3 separate regions of the Homo sapiens genome follow, and regions 1 and 2 are each linked to region 3. A link is a contact called in ENCODE Hi-C or POLR2A ChIA-PET data. All regions are on one chromosome and are shown on one strand. The core of a region is the stretch at or near the end of the contact, and the rest is flanking DNA. Distances in the headings are between cores, read along the strand shown.

The links. Hi-C counts contacts between places; a loop is a spot of excess contacts on that map. ChIA-PET counts read pairs that join two places held with the same protein, here RNA polymerase II (POLR2A). Pooled maps may share reads with other maps.
Region 1: a loop to region 3 is called in a map of PC-9, with 10 times the contacts of the local background. The contact joins two enhancer-like sites. A Hi-C loop is called at or near these places in 1 of 168 maps with a recorded cell type or tissue (PC-9) and 3 of 50 pooled maps. POLR2A ChIA-PET finds 5 or more read pairs at or near these places in 2 of 52 experiments (Caco-2 and MCF 10A).
Region 2: a loop to region 3 is called in a map of PC-9, with 2.8 times the contacts of the local background. The contact joins two enhancer-like sites. A Hi-C loop is called at or near these places in 1 of 168 maps with a recorded cell type or tissue (PC-9), 1 of 37 single-sample maps with no recorded cell type and 2 of 50 pooled maps. POLR2A ChIA-PET finds 5 or more read pairs at or near these places in 2 of 52 experiments (H1 and activated CD4-positive, alpha-beta T cell).

The regions. Positions count from the first base shown.
Region 1 is chr3:126,750,936-126,754,678 of GRCh38, forward strand. All of the region lies in intron 4 of CHCHD6 (coiled-coil-helix-coiled-coil-helix domain containing 6), which reads left to right. Among named protein-coding and RNA genes, the nearest start is that of CHCHD6, 49 kb to the left of the region's middle. RefSeq lists enhancers at 1-242, 881-1,518, 1,271-1,565, 1,331-1,625, 1,599-1,698. Within about 2 kb of position 1,481, at least 5 of the 41 ENCODE cell types and tissues checked have a DNase peak (open chromatin) inside an H3K27ac peak, as active enhancers do.
Region 2 is chr3:127,454,807-127,458,308 of GRCh38, forward strand. No RefSeq gene overlaps it. Among named protein-coding and RNA genes, the nearest start is that of LINC02016, 66 kb to the left of the region's middle. RefSeq lists a silencer at 789-1,218. Within about 2 kb of position 1,950, at least 5 of the 41 ENCODE cell types and tissues checked have a DNase peak (open chromatin) inside an H3K27ac peak, as active enhancers do.
Region 3 is chr3:127,073,338-127,076,945 of GRCh38, forward strand. No RefSeq gene overlaps it. Among named protein-coding and RNA genes, the nearest start is that of PLXNA1, 92 kb to the left of the region's middle. RefSeq lists a silencer at 2,385-2,454. Within about 2 kb of position 1,759, at least 5 of the 41 ENCODE cell types and tissues checked have a DNase peak (open chromatin) inside an H3K27ac peak, as active enhancers do.

The sequences.
Region 1 (3,743 bases), core at 231-2,730, 320 kb before region 3:
GAGCAAGGGCAGTTGGTGCCCCGTGCTGACCCCAGCACAACATCTTGACCTCTTGAGGATCTGGAAGGGTAGGAGGGAGAGGAACGGTGGTCTAAGGCTTCTCATCTTTCTTGCTCTCTGGCTTTCCCTGGAGTCACCACCGGTAGGGCTGAAAAGGAATGTATGTTTTTCTTTTGTGTTCAGGCCTTGCCGGGCCTCTGGGGGACTGTTATTTTTTTTTTTTCTCTGGGCCTCTGGTTGCACTTCTTTGAAGGCAGTTCTTTTTCTCACTAATAAGAATTTGCCACCATGTGTGGTAGCTCATGCCTGTAATTCCAGCACTTTGGGAGGCAGAGGTGGGCCGATTGCTTGAGGCCAGAAGTTCGAGACCAGCCTGGGCAACATGGCAAAACCCTGTCTCTACAAAAAATACAAAAATTAGCCAGGCGTGATGGTGTACACCTGTGGTCCCAGCTACTGGGGAAGCTGAGGCACGAGAATTGCTTGAGCCTTGGAGGTCGAGGTTGCAGTGAGCCGAGATCATGTCACACTGCACTCTAGCCTAGGTGACAGAGTGAGACCCTGTCTCAAAAAAAAAAAAAAAAAAAAAGCGCCTGCATTGCCCTAACTTGATTTTTATCTTATCCTCTAGGGTAGCCCAGATTCTGCTCCTTTGCTGGGGCCCTCTAGCCAGAGCAGACCTGGGTTTTTAGGGTTTTAGAGTGTGAGTTTTTTATTTATTCTTCTTTTGTTATGTCTAGCAGCTAGGATTGGAGGCTGCCGCAGCATGGTGTGAATTCAGGAGCCGGGTTGCCTGGGGTCGAATCCTGCTTCCCAGTTGTGCTCCCTGAGCAGGGCACTGAATCCTCTGTTGTCCCTGCTGGTGATCCTGCCTCCTCCCTGGATAGTCATAAGACTTCTTGAGATAAGGGACAAGCTTAGAGCAGCACCAGGTGCACAGCACATGGAATGTGCCTGTACTGCCCTCTGAGGTTTACCAGTTATGCCCCTCCAAAGCCTTGTACCCTGTCCACCTCTGGGACACGGCCTCATGCATAGTAAAATTCACTCATCTAATGGCCGTTTAAAAATCACAGCTTTTAGGCCAGAGTCTTAGGATGAGGCCAGAGCTTAGAACCTGTGTGTGTGAGTAGGGGCACTCTAGGACTAGCATTTTGAAATTGGCATTCCTGTCCCACGCATATCCTGTGCTTCACTGGGGACAGGCTCTGGGTGCAGGAGCTGTTTGGGCTTAGAAAAGGTGGGGAAGAAGGCCAGGCTCTGAGAATGCAGCTCACTCCTTCCTATTTTTCATTTGTCACTGGTCCCTGGGAAACGGTTTTCTCCAGCAGTTTTGGTTGTTGCCACAGCCAGAGAGAACCCCACTGTGCCTTGTGAATGAAGTCCTGGAACTGTTGGCAGGACTCTGGTCACAGCAGCCCCTCTTCTGGGATCCGGTCTCTTCCTGTGGTGTGTGAGCGGAGCCCACTAGGTGGCAGGCCTGGGCCACTTGTTGGCTGGAAGAACAGGCGTGCTGGGAGAAGGCCTTGGGCAGGGTGGGGAGAAGGCCCCTTCCCCCGATGTCATCCTCTGAGGGCCTGTAACCTGGTAGCTTTGAGACTGATTAAATCTAGCTGAGGAGGCTGAAAGGCCCTCTACCCAAGGCCTGATCTTTCATCTCCTGCCCTCTTTTTGTTGGGAGACCTGGCTTTTTAGTGTTATCTGACCTCCCTTTGTTGTGGCTGCCCTGGGGGACAGGTTGACCAGGTTTGTACTGCCCTGTGGGGACTTAGCATCCCGTTCGTTCTCCCTGCCCCTTTAGCGCGGCTTGCTGAGGAAGGGCCCGCTTTTCTCTCACCCTGTTCTCCTCCTCATCCAGAAAGTTACTGATGGCTTGGCTTGGATCCAGAAAAATGTAAAGAAGGAGCAGTTGGGATTAGATGAGGAAGGAGAAATATTGGGGTTTTATGATGGGCTGGGCTGGGGCATTGACTCCTCAACCCCAGCTACTTTGTTCCTAGACCTCGTAAGTCACATTGTTTGTCATTGCCAGGTACCCGAGGTTAAGGCCAAATTAAGAACTGTGTCTGTGGACTGCTTCCCCAGCTGGCAGAGGGGCGGGGGATAGGAGGATTCCTTGCACTAGTCCTTCTCTTGGTAGCTGGTGGCACCCTTCAAGCGCCTTTTCCTTGGCTGCTTTTTGTAAAACAAGCAGATTCTGACTTTCTTGGGGGCGGATGGACTGTCACACGATTTTGGCAGCCAAGGGGATTTTTTCAGGGCCCAGGGAAGGCACATGGAGCAAACAGCTAACATATCAGTGGCTTGGACTTCCCATGGCAAGCAGCCGTTGCATGAAGGAACCTCAAGTTGGCATCTGGATATGGTCATGCTTGCTTGTTTCTGTGAAGAAGTCAAGGTTCGGCAGCAGGAGCTGTGCCGTCCTTTTGCCCACCTGGAGGCTGAGGAGGAGGGGCACTGAGGCACTCGTAGCTGGGTGCAGATCATTCCAAAGACATTCCAGGAGCATGCTGCAGCCCGCCTGCATGCCTGCCATAGCTGCGGCTTGTAGACCGGCCTTGGGGTGGAGTTCTCTGTAAACATTGGACGGGGCCTCTGTAGAAGTGGCATCAGCAGAGAGTTTGTCTCAACCTTATTGGGACCTTGGCTAGCATTCTCTTCCCAGATAAAGATCAGTGTCCTGCCTCTCTTCTTGCTTCTCTTCATCTGCCCTTGCCCCTGTCTCTCTCTCTGGTGTACAGGCGCATTGCCCAGAGTTTCGTGGGCTGCCTTTCTGCAGCAGTGGGTGAAGAGAGGGCCCACGGGTTTGGTTCTTCCTGCTCTCTGGGCTGCAGTGCTCCAGCACGAGTCTGGGTGGCAGTGGGCACCAAGGGCTGTGGTGGGCACATGCTGAGCCTTGCTGGAAGTAGTACTACCTGAGAGGTACCAGCACGTGGCCTGGAGAAGCTCAGCAGTACCTGCTTTTCCTGAGAGGGGTGGAGAGGAAAGGGATTGCCAGGCTTGAGTGTTTATTGGGAAGGTGGTGTATAAATTCCATGTGGAGGCGGGGGATCCTGTTAGAATTATTCACATGCTTCCTTAGAGTCCCAGCAGCATTGACATCCCTGTTACCCTGATCTGTAATCTCTGGTTTGTCCACATTAGTCCATAAAATAGTCATAGCAGTTAGAGCTGCAGTTCTTTGGATCACAGTCTGAACTGCCTTGAGAGAAGGTAGCAGGTAGTAGAAAAGGTTAAAAGAATCTCATCTGTGTTACTGAAACAAGTTGTGTGGCCTTGGTTAAGTGTCTCTGGGCATCACTTTCCCCATCCGTAATACAGGGACAGCAATATTGACTTCACAGGGTTGTTGCAAGGATCAAGTGTAAACATCTTCAGAGTGCCTAGCTCAGTGCTTCACCTGCCATAGGTCCTAGAAAGCAATCATTCCTTCCAAGAGATGGTGCCAGCAGCTGGCTCTGTCAGCATATACTGCCCTTCAGCCCCTAAGCCATGTACCTAGCCCTTTGGGATCATGCAAATCTCCCTGTGGACATCTGTGCCAGAACACCCAGTGGCACCCTTTGTGGCTGAGCTCTTTCTAAGGTACCGGCTATTGGCAGAGGAGCAAGCTGGGGTAAGGAGGCGAGCATGTCCAGGAACATTCTTTCTTTTCCTCTCCAAAGCAGGCTGCCTCTAACAGCTCGGCTTCCGAAGTGAAAATCCTGTGTGCTCCTAATTGGTTTTCAGGGGAGATTGATTTT
Region 2 (3,502 bases), core at 700-3,199, 380 kb after region 3:
TCTTCCTCATCTATAAAATAGGCGTGCTGACACTTTCCCCGTAGTACTGTCTTAAGAACTGGATAAAGCACCTGCTTTGAAGGTCAGATAACCAGGAGTGTGGGATTTTAGATCCATGTCACTAGAGTCTAGATGATCAGAGTTGGAAAATGTCATAGAGCCCTACATTTTCATTATTTGTGTAGGGAACTGGGAACATGGAAGGGAAGATCTTAGGCAAGCAGGGACGGCAGGCCACAGCAGAGGCAGGCCAGGTCCCGTGGCCCAGCCCGGAGCCTCAGAATGCCTTCCATTCCCATTCAGCACCAGCTTTGCCCGCAACCACAGGGAGCCCAGGCCAGGATCCCAACCTCCCCCCTTTCCCCAGGCAACCCAGGGGGCATGGTGGGACCAGAGGGAGAACCCAGTAAGACCTGGCATTAACATGAAGACTATCTGTGGGCAGTCAGAGGCGCCCAGCCTGCAACAGAGGCCAAAGGGCAGGCGAAGGTGGAGGAGGCGGGGTGCTTTTTCTCCGCTGGTCCCATCACTGCTAATGTGGTCTCAGGGCCTCCTCTCTGGAAGAGCAAACTGACCTCCGGAGAAAACAGTTGGAACAGGAAAAACAGAGAGATGCCAGGGACCCAAGGGGCACTCAGAGACAGGGTCAGCCCTTATTGGAGTTAGAGAGGCAGACAGAAGACAGAGAGGCCCAGGGATGGAGAGGGGAAGTGCAAAACAGATGGCCGGGGAGGGATGCGGAGGAGAGGCGGAGGTGTGCGCTGGGGGAGAGGACTACCGACGGCGCTGGCGGTCGGGATGGGCTGGAGCGGGCTGCAGTCGGGGCTGCATCGCCGGGTCCCAGCATAGCGCAGGCTCGGCGCCGCACCCGCAGCCTTTGTCCTGAGCTGCAGAGGGTTCCCGCGGGCCGCCAGCGCCCCCTGCCGCCCCCAGAGCGCCGCGCCGCAGCCGAGCGGCCCCTAGCTGTGCAGAGGGGACCGAGCCCGAGAAGGGACCGAGCCCGAGAGGGGACCGCGAGGGCGGGAGGGAAGCTCCGCGAGCCGGCGCCAGCGCCACGGCCCAAACCCCAGCCTCTACAGGTGCTCACTGCGCGACTGCCTGTCCCAGGCGCTCGGGCTGGGCGCCCTCTCTAGGGCCTGGGAGCAGCGTGAGTCCCGGGGGCGGCCCGGCATGGGCCTCCCACCCCAGGAGACGCCCTTCTGGCCTGGCCCTCCCAGTCGCCTGGGCAGGACTCGGATGCCCGCGGGCTGCAAACCTCTCCCCCGTGAACCCAGCAGGGAGGCCGGGGAGGCACGCTGCTCCCCCTCTCAGCCTTGCCCAGTGTCCAGACCTTTCAAAAGAAGCCAGAAAATTCACGTTTGCTTGGGAATCCCACAATTCAATAGCTTTTCAAAACAGTGCGGGAAGAAAAGTGGGTTTGGCCCACCAGCAGCCGGCGGGCACCCTCCCAGCCTCTTCACGGACTCTCCTTCAGGTTTTGGGCGCCCGGCCCCACTAGAGTCATGTGGGCATTTCCTTCAGATCTTCCTCCACTTAAATACACTTATTGAAAAAGAAAACTCCTTTTCTCTTTCCCTATAGTAATTAGAAACTCAGCGTCCTGTGGTGTAAAAGCCAGGTAGCCTCGGAAGTGAAACAGGGCAATTAGAACAGACACAGGGCCTGTTCCGCCCCACCCTGCTGCATCTGGTGGACAAGCCCCCGGGGCTGCTGATGACCCATGCCCTCTGACCTCAGGGGAGGGGCGGGCCGACGACAGGCCTTTCTAGAAGGGCCCTACAAGCGGCTTCAGGGAGTCTGGGAACCAAAGCAGCCACCCTGTCCATGGCACTGTCCGCCCCTGGCACCACGGCCCCACCGGGAGTGGAAGCCGCCAGGTGAGGCAGGGGTGGTTCCCTTCCCCGGGGAACAATGTGCAGAAGGCATCGGTGCCTGCCAGAGAGGAAGTGGGGAGGTGGGGAGACAGAGCACAGAGAGTGACTCAGACCCGAGGGCGAACCAGAAGCTGCCCGGAGATTCCCACTGTATGGCTTCCTGCAGGATTCAGCTGTGGAGACTGAAGCCGGAGGGCCTGGGGGGAGCCGCAGGAAGCGGGTGGGCGGGGGCCGTCTGCCCCTGGACACTCAGGACAGCCTGGCTCACCACGGGGGAGGAGAAGCCAATGGAGACAGCGGGGACCAAGAGGGAGGGGGTGGATGGGGAGCCTGGGGAGGAGCGGAGGGACCCAGGTCCCCTGCCTTACAGGACGACCAGCACAGGTTCCAGGTCTCCAGCCAGCTACAGGGCTTCTTAACACACAGCACTCCCTGCTTCGAGCCTTCCGGGAGGCCCCCAATCCAGGATCAAGACCCAGCCCCGTCACGGCCTGGCTCACGAGGCCCCACTTCAACTGCCCCTGACCTCTCTGCGCCCCCTGCTCCCGCCAGCCCTGCCGGCCGCTGCCCTGGAGAAGGAGCTGCAGATGGATCCCCAGTGAGTAGGAGGCAGCCGTGTGAGTCAGGCAGCGGAGGGAACGGGCTGCATCGCGGAGAGGAGGTGCGAAGCAGCGCGCCGTTTCCGGGCTCTGGAAGCCGAGCTGCCGAGGCGTAAGCTGGGAGGTGGACATGACGGGGGAGTGGGGAAGGGCAGGCGGCGGGACGGCCACACAGCGGAATATTATGCAACTTATAAAAAATTTAATTACCTGCCTACCAATAGACTTAAAGGGATTTCTATAAGGTATTATTGGGTGAGAAAAGCAATTTGGAGATAAGAATGTAACATACGATCCCATTTTTATAAAACAATGGGCAAAAAAATCTGTGAGTTTGTGTGTATATATGTATATGTATATAGGCCTCTATAGGATTTTATTAACACAAAAGAAAATACAGGATACATGCTAGGTTGTTAACAGGGGTTTTCTTCACGGAAACCTATTGTGGGGGAAGGGGAACCAATAAAAAAAGGATCTGAGAAATAAAGACCGCCCTTAAAAGATGGATGACTGCAGCTAACCGTGTCCCCAACACCCACCCCTACCAAAGCTAGACATGGGGGAGTGGTCTCGACTATCCCCTTCTCCCCATCCCAGCATCTGCTCCTCTCAGGTGGCAGCCAGCCACTAGACACCCCCCAACACACACATGCACGTGCACACACACACACACACACAGACCCAGCCCAGTCTCCACATAGCCAACCATCTGAGGGTTCCAGTTGCCCTGAGAGTGAGATCCACTTCAACACAGACTCCAAGTTCCTTCCCCCAGCCCCACTCACCTCTGCAGGCTCAGTCCTCACTGCTCCCCCAAACCCCACCCTGCCAACTCCCTGCACTGCCAAATAGCCCAGGGTCCAGCCACTGTGCTCTGAACTCTGAGCCTCTGCACCTGTCAGAACAAGCTTGCATTGATATTGGCTATATTCCAGTCTCTGTTCTGAGCACTTGACATTTATTGAAAGCATTTAATCCTCACAACAACCCTATAAACGTGTATAATATTCTGCATTGTATAGTATT
Region 3 (3,608 bases), core at 509-3,008:
CCAGTGGGGGTGGGTGGAGGGCTGGGGCTTGCTGGTCTACCTTCACTGATGTGGTCCCAGCCCCTAGGCCCAGCCCTAGCATAGAAAGCATCTAGGGAGCTTCCCTCTCCACTCCCCACCCAACTCCTCCTCCTGAAAGATGCATGGAGTGTGAAAATTTCATCAAAGCAGCTTGCTTCCTGGGCTCACAGGCGGGGCTGGCGCTGGGAGCCCTGGGGCCTCAGGCCGCCCTGCTGCTCAGTCAGCCCTGGACGCCCCTCTGGGCTGCTGTAGAACTGGGACGAGCAGCGGGTTGATGGCTAGAGTCCCTTTGGCGTGTGTGCTAGGAGGGGCTGGGGAGGGACAGAGGAGGCGTCAGGCCAGCTTTGTGGGGTGGGGCGGTGCTGACACCCGCAGGAGGGGCTGCAGCTGGGCAGGCATCAGAGTGGGGTTCGGAGTGTTCCCAACGTCCCAGTGACCATGACTGCTTGCTTGACCAGCATGCATTCACTCATTGACTCTGCAGCTTTTCATTATTGTTATTTTTGTAAAACAGATGCTGCATTTGCAAGGTTTTAAAATGAGATGGGCATTTCGGGCTATTCCTGTTCTTTTGCTGCCAGAAACAATGTGGTGTGGGTAATCTTGCTCAGAGTCTCTTGAAATGTGGGTAGGTACACCTGCAGGGCAAAATTCCGCAGGTGGGATTGCTGGGTCAGTGGATAATGTTGATGGGAATTGCCACACTGCCTTTCATAGAGGCCATGCCACGAACCCTTCCAGCAGCAAGGCAAGCAGTGCTCACTTTCCTGAGGTCTGGCCCACAGAGCAGACTGAAAACACTTGGAGTCTGGCCAATCTGATAGAGAAAACATATTTTGAAATATATAAAAAAGCTGGATTTTCTTTTGTCCTCTCTGAGTGGCTTTCTTAGCAAACAGCTACAGGGTAAATTGTCCTGCGGCCAGAGTATAATGAGCTTATTTTAACTGTGTGTGGTGCCTGTAGGAGCATATCCGTGTGCATGTGTGTGTGGTCATGTGCAAGTGTTCGTGTGTGTGCATGCATGTGCTAGTGTGTTTGTTTTACTTGGAGCATCCAATCCAGCCCTGGTCACTGGGCAGGAGGAAACTCAATCTGAACACAGCCAGGTACCCTCTGGGAAGACAAGGCTCATTCCCATGGCTCTGCTCCCAAAGAGCTGAAGTTAGTGAGACCTGGCTGGTGAGTTAATGACAGGGCCAGCTCCAGAGCAGGGCAGTGAGGGGCAATGACTGCAAGTTAGGGGAGCTTGGGGGTGAGGCAGGCTCAAGCAAAGGCTTGGCTGTGGCAGACAGCGTACTTCCAACGGGTGCTCCTAAACACTTGGAGACCTTGGAGGGTAAAGGCAGAACCTACCACAACTCTGCAGAGAGCTGGGCTAGTGGGGGAGGTGTCCCAGGAAGCTGAGCTGTGTACCAGCCACCTCTAAACACAGGGGCCTGAAACAATATCATATACTATTTTCAGACTTTAAGTATTGGCAAGCTGAGCTGGGAAGTCTAGGCTGAGCTTAGCTGGTCTGGGCTGAGCTCTGTGGTCTGGGCTGTGCTTGACTGGACTGGGCTGCGCTACATGGTCTGGGCTGTGCTTGGCTGGTCTGCGCTGTGCTCTGTTGTGCTGGGCTGAGGTCTGTGGTCTGGGCTGAGCTCTGTGAGCTGGGCTATGCTTGGTTGGTCTGGGCTGAGCTCCACGGTCTGGGCTATCCTTGGCTGGGCTGAGCTCTATGGTCTGAACTGAGCTCTGTGGTCTGGGCTGTGCTTGGCTGGTCTGGGTTGAGCTCTGTGGTCTGGGCTGTGCTCTGTTGGGTTGGGCTGAGCTCTGTAGTCTAGGCTATGCTTGGCTGGGCTGGGCTGAGCTCTGTGGTTTGGGCTGAGCTCCATAGTCTGGGCTATGCTTGGCTGGGCTGGGCTGAGCTCTATGGTCTTAACTGAGCTCTAATGCCTGGGCTGAACTCCGTGGTCTGGGCTTGTTCAAGAACCAGTGTCCTGTTGCTGACTTTTCCGGCTGGCTGCTGTAGACTTGTGTCCGGAATTGGTGGGTTCTTGGTCTCACTGACTTTAAGAATGAAGGCACAGACTCTCGCAGTGAATGTTACAGTTCTTAAGAGCGGCCTGCCCAGAATTTGTTTCTTCTGATGTTTGGATGTGCTCAGAGTTTCTTCCTTCCAAGGGGTTCGTGGTCTTGCTGACTCAGGAGTGAAACTGCAGATCTTCGTGGTGAGTGTTACAGCTCATAAAGACAGTGTAGATACAAAGAGTGAGCAGTAACAAGATTCATTACAAACAGCAAAAGAACAAAGCTTCCACAGTCTGGAAGGGCATGCAGTGGCTTGCCATTACTGGCTGGGGCAGCCTGCTTTTATTCTTATCTGGCCCCACCCACATCCTGCTGATTGGTCCATTTTACAGAGAGCCGATTGGTCTGTTTTACAGAGAGCTGATTGGTCCGTTTTGACAGGGTGCTGATTGGTGCGTTTACAATCCCTGAGCTAGACACAAAAGTTCTCCATGGTCCCCACTAGATTAGCTAGATAAGGAGTGTCAATTGGTGTATTTACAAACCCTGAGCTAGACCCAGAGTGCTGATTGGTGCATTTACAAACCTTGAGCTAGATACAGAGTGTCGATTGGTGCATTCACAATCCCTTAGCTAGACATAAAGGTTCTCCAAGTCCCCACCAGATTAACTAGATACAGAGTGCCAATGGGTGCATTCACAAACACTGAGCTAGATACAGAGTGCTGATTGGTGTGTTTACAAACCTTGAGCTAGATACAGAGTGCTGATTGGTGTATTTACAATCCCTTAGCTAGACATAAAGATTCTCCAAGTCCCCACCAGATCAGGAGCCCAGCTGGCTTCACCCAGTGGATCCCACACCGGGGCCGCAGGTGGAGCTGTCTGCCAGTACCATGCCATTTGCCGGCACTCCTCAGCCCTTGGGTGGTCGATGGGACTGGGCACCGTGGAGCAGGGAGCAGCACTCCGCCGGGAGGCTCAGGCCACGCAGGAGCCCACGGCGGGGCAGGGAGGCTCAGGCATGGGTGGCTGCAGGTCCTGAGCCCTTCCCCGCGGGGAGGCAGCTAAGGCCCGGCGAGAAATTGAGCACAGCAGCTGCTGGCCCAGGTGCTAAGCCCCTCACTGCCCGGGGCTTGTGGGCCAGCCAGCTACTCCCAGTGCGGGGCTTGCCGAGCCCACGCCCACCCAGAACTCAGGCTGGCCCGCAAGTGTGGCGCGAAGCCCCAGTTCCCGCCCGTGCCTCTCCCTCCACACCTCCCCCCAAGCTGAGGGAGCCGGCTCCGGCCTTGGCCAGCCCAGAAAGGGGCTCCCACAGTGCAGCGGTGGGCTGAAGGGCTCCTCAAGCGTGGCCAGAGTGGGCGCCAAGGCCGAGGAGGCGCCAAGAGCGAGCGAGGGCTTCGAGGGCTGCCAGCACACTGTCACCTCTCAGAATGACCTCCACAGGGACCACCTGGCTCCATAGGGCCTCCCATTCTCCAGCAGCCTCCAGGCCAAGTTTGTGGTCAAGCAGAGGCAGGGCTCTGAGGGAGCGTGAAGTGTAGGCTGAGCAGTGGCATATCACTCCCACC